2 separate regions of the Homo sapiens genome follow, and region 1 is linked to region 2. Evidence: read pairs that join two places in POLR2A ChIA-PET (ENCODE). Cell type or tissue: OCI-LY7. All regions are shown on one strand.

Region 1 (2,500 bases), 390 kb before region 2:
TAGGAAGAGTGATTACACACAGATTCAAGTGGAAGAACTTTTATGCATTCTTTTCTCTTAAAGAAAAAAAAAAGACATCCCTAAGAGAGAAGAGCTAATAAAGTCCTATATCGTTGATGATGGTGATGCAGCAGCACAAACAAATTATAGTGTTCAGAAAGTTTGAGAGACTGAAAAGAAATGCACAACGTGTAACACCAAATTTGCCTGTCAAGGGTTTTTTTTTATTATTATTACTGCTTGTTTCATTTTATTATATTCTTAAAGCTGATGTTTGCAGCGATTTGCTTCACTATAGGAAATTCCAGATTCAAGAATACTGATTTACAACTTCAATCATCACCTGACAAATACAGCCCTTGCTAAGTGAGAGCTGATCCATAACAGGTATTTCAAATTTTCATAAGTCACAACATATCAACCCCAAAGTGAAGAGTTTCATTCACAGGAAACAATTTTCTGAAATCAGCAAATATTTTCTATAAAGAAAGAAAAAGTAAAGAATAAAGGGCAAAAAAAAAACCCTCCTCTCAAGATAACTTTATCCCTGAACATAAGAATCCATATGCTGAAATATGGTGAGCTCTGTGGATTTTATTTTTATTATACCTCTCTCCTACACCCCAGGTTTAACTCTTGTCTTCCTCTGCCCAAGTAGCTTTCCAGAAACTGACATAGATGGGCTAGTAGCCTTAATGGAACACCCAGAGTTAACCTGTAAGTCTCACAGCTTCTGCCAAGAGCTGTTGGCTGCTTACTGTCACAAAACATTGTGTCTGAGCCACTCTGACATCCTTCTTCAAGTTTTCATGGAACATGAGACCATTTCAGCATTGAATCATTGCCTCTGATCTATTGTGTAGGTGACCAAAAAAAAAAAAAGTGCTGCTGCAGCCGCCAAAACTGTTAATCCCTAGTCTGATATAGAAGTACAAAGATTAGAAATGCCACCCTTTTAGTAAAAGTTCTTTCTTCTCTATAGCTCTTTCTACTATTCGGTTTTGGAAAATACATAATATTTTTACTTCTCCCAAAAAATTCAAAAAATTAATTGTGTCTGGAAAACTTACGCAGTTACTAGTGAAATCAAAATGTCCAGATAATTTCTAGATTAATCAGAAAAATGAGACTGAAAATTTCAACAATAAAAAAATTATTTCAAAGATACTTGCCAAGTTTTTCATTTTTAGTATATTTAATATATTTTCTTTTTGAAAATACCTTTTTTTAAAAAAAGAAAACGTTATTCTGTAAAAGTGAAGTCTTTTAGCATTGCTAGAATGGCTCACTAATTTCTTTACAAAAACTCAATTAACAAACTTGGGAAATTTTCAGGCTAGCGCTATGGCTTCTAATTTGTCTAGAGAGCAAATATTTCTTCAGTGCAAACTTATCAAAAGACCAATATACAAAATTTAAAAACCATTGAGGCTTCTGTGCCCTCAAATTACTTTGGGGGAAAAATAATCCATGGTGCTCCATATCATATGTTAAAGAGCAACACCTAATGGTAGAATTAGGTATTGCAGGCCAGCTCTCTTAGGCATTGGAAATATGCCTGGCAAAAGAAGCCTAAGAAGTGAGGACATTCTCCAGAGTAAAACGTATTCCTTCATCTAGAACAGGTAGAGATAAAGGAGGCAATGATAGAAAAGTGTTGCCAAGAATCTTGTCGTTCTACAGTAATTGCAAAAGTATACTCAATATATCTTGAGGAACCCACAGACCTGGCTACCAAATTAGCATTGTTTTCATATAATATTTTCAACTCATTACTTGGTAACTTTTAGGAATATCCAAGTAACTTTTTATAGAATCAGCTGGAAAAATTAGATTCGACATAAAGCCAATTTTATTAAACAACAAATGATTTTGTAAAGTAAAATATAATGATATCATCAATTACTCATGAAAATAGTGGGATAGGACAAGGACGATGCAAAATTACACATAATCTATTTTATTTCTATTTGGCTTTGAAATGAAAAGCACAATTTCACTGCACAAAGAAACTGTCAAACCCATAAAATTTAGTGATAAAAATCAGTAAGATCATTTAGACTCAAAAAATCATTTGACTGCCTTTATTTTTTTTAAAGGCTTTGTCAACCCTTACTAACACACATAGTCGACAAAAACAAACCATTTTAAATAAAGAGGACTGTTTAATGAGTGGCACTTTTGTTGCTCACCTACTGCTTGATTTGTAATATGGAATTTAAGTAGCCAAATTGCCAGTCAAAATGTTGAGAGCCATTTTTGGATATAAACAAAGATAGGGAGCATATCTGAGAATGCTCCCACTCTGACTCCATGCCCAGGCTCTCTTCTGAATTAGTTTGAATGCTGGCAAAAGTAAAGAGCATTAGTTTGAATGCTGAGCAGAAGTAAAGAGAAGAGAACTCTAACCTCCATGAATAAGCATCAGTAGATTAAAAAGAGCTAAACACAATAGCCTTATGGAGTCAACAGAACACACACTGAAACTAAACCTTTTTCA
Region 2 (2,500 bases):
TTGCTTTTGGTTTTGGCTTCTCTAGGCTCTGCTATTATACTTGTTCTTTAAAAAAATAATAACAGAACCTTTAGACAACCAGGGAGTTCAAGCAAATATCTCTTATTTCCCTACATAGATTCACAACTATAGCAGTAAAAGTCTTAACTATATGTAAGGCCTTCCCCCCAGCATTTAGATTCCTCCTCTAAATACAGAGGCACAGAATTTTTGAGCTGGTTAATCTAAGACTGAATAACCTATTTGGGACCTCAGTAAGAAGTGTGGTTTTAATTCTTGCTTGACAGACACTGTGTTTTGTCTTTTAAACGAGCAGCTCGATATGTAAATACGATGTTACATCACGCAAGTGTTACTCCATATTTGGTGATTTAGCAAGGCTTTGGATCTCCGAAGACGACAAATCCCCTTCCGCCTGCTCTTGCTTCATTAATCATGCCTTACACTTCTGTTCATTTTCCTTCCAGTCACAAGACAACACATGGAAATGGTCATTCCCACATCCTGCTGGGGGGTAGGGGAGATAAAATCTTCACCTACATGTCACATAAGGTAAATGTGGTGGATTCAAGAAATACACTCCACAAATGCAGCTTCCCTAGCAGCAGATTTCCCATTTCACTAAAGGGAAAGTATCTGAGTGCTATCACAGAAAGCACTAAAAAAAGAAAGAAAATGCCATGTTTGGTTTTAATGATCAAATTCTAGAGGGGGAGAGGAGAAATAATATGACATTTAATCCCCTCTAGACCACTGACCTATTATGGTTCAACTTTGTGGTCAAACTAGGTCGGAGAGACAAGTTCCAGTGAATCAATTCATGATATGCACTACCTTTCCTAAAACTGAACAAACCTCTTGCCTTTCGGGAGCTGGGTGGTAGGTAGATGGAAGAAAGCGATCCACCAACAGGCATGGCATGTCTGTCATCACAGAATCTGCATTGACTTTTGTCTAACATGCTCAAGCAAAAAATGTTTTGAGGGTCACTATATAGTGTTACTGTTTATCACTTAGAGAAGGGAATTTAAGTCCCACTGCTAGCCTTTAATTCCTTTTCCCTTGAGCTGCCGAGAAACCCACACACCTAGCTGCCTCCCTGCTAAAATTAACCAAAGGAGGGAGGGCTGTTGAATACGTGTGTGTATTTTTCCAAGAAAATTTTTACATTGTGTTATAGCAGAAACAGTGGAGTCTGGACTGGACATTTGTAAGGGTGACATGTGGCTGTGTAAACCACAAACAAAATCAAGATACATCTGTCAAAACCACATCAGAGACAAGAGAGAGCACAGAGAAGCATTTATCATTTAGCTGAGGAGGCAGGCTGCAGGGAGCAGCCGTTCCTGTCAAACCAACCTTTTGAAATTTCCAACATGCCCTTAAACTTTTCGAGTAAGCATGTCTGTGCGCTTCAGCAACTGCCCTCTCTACTCTGGCCTGGCCAGTCGAAAATGGCATCTTAAAGTCAAGGTCATGGTGTCATCCCACCACGGGGCTGTGTTTAATTACAGCCCCATCCGGGCTGACAGCCAATATGGATCCAAGGCTAGCCCTGAAGCTCAGTTAACTCTTTCCACCACCTCCAACTACCCTGCCAGCCCACTCTACTTCAGGGAAGCCTTGAGAACGAGCTGAACCCCTAAGGAGGCCTGGCCAGATGTTCTGAGTCAAACAAGTCATTGGCTGAACTGCAAATGCCTATATGGCCACTTTGCCTCTGACACGTCACCAAGGCTGGAAATGGACAATGGAAGCTGGACTAGGTGTAGTAAAGCTCAATACTTCAAAATGAGAAGGTGGGGATGGGGAAGAAAAGAAATCCAAAATCGACAGATCCAGAGAGAAGGTGTCTGATGTGTGTACCTATCCTGCCTACATCTGATTCAGTGAGGTGGAAAATATTTATTTTTCTGTGTTCTGGACGTAAGCAACAGAAATGATTATTTTAACATTACAGGGCTGTCATGGACAGTCACATAGAGTAATAGAGAAAGCACTTCACAACTCCTTACTGCTTGGCTACAGCACCTCTGAAAATGAAAAGAAAACATGCAAACAGCTTTTCTCCTTGCTTCTCATTTACCTGCTATGTGTTCCTGTTTGGGGCAAATTCCTCTAGATGACGTTGATAAACAATCGTCATCCTCTGGCGTGACCTGGATGCCAACCTCCACGGGATTGGATGCTTTTTTCATCTCGATTGGTGAAGGGGAAGGTGGCTTATCCACAGCTTTTTCTAAGCAGAGGCTGCCATTGCATTGTTTCCGTTTGTGCTCGATAAAAATAAGAATGTCCCCCAATGGGAAGTTCATCTGGCACTGCCCACAGGTGAGGAGGTCATGATCCCCTTCTGGAGCTCCCAACGGGCCGTGGTCTGGTTCATCATCTGTAAGAATGGCTTCAAGAGGCTCGGCTGTGGTTGGAGAAACAAAAGCACAATTATTAGAGTGCCAGAGAGGACAGAAAGGGGAGAAGCACATCTCAACCCCATGCCATC

What was found. ChIA-PET counts read pairs that join two places held together with the same protein. Peaks named below come from ENCODE experiments on the same cell type or tissue, not always from the same donor. Only the 100,000 strongest peaks of a DNase experiment are listed, where the experiment ranks them.
Region 1: POLR2A ChIA-PET joins it to region 2 with 12 read pairs; 2 of 35 experiments call an interaction of 5 or more read pairs at or near these places.

Annotation. Positions count from the first base shown.
Region 1 is chr2:60,150,911-60,153,410 of GRCh38, forward strand. No RefSeq gene overlaps it. Among named protein-coding and RNA genes, the nearest start is that of MIR4432, 240 kb to the right of the region's middle. In OCI-LY7, CTCF peaks have their summits at 1,503 and 1,703; a DNase peak (open chromatin) is centred at 1,511.
Region 2 is chr2:60,543,885-60,546,384 of GRCh38, forward strand. BCL11A (BCL11 transcription factor A) reads right to left here. Exons shown (of 4, transcript NM_022893.4): 2 at 2,087-2,416. Among named protein-coding and RNA genes, the nearest start is that of BCL11A, 8.5 kb to the right of the region's middle. In OCI-LY7, no CTCF peak of the experiment used is centred here; a DNase peak (open chromatin) is centred at 1,317; H3K4me3 peaks cover 2,159 bases; H3K27ac peaks cover 2,479 bases.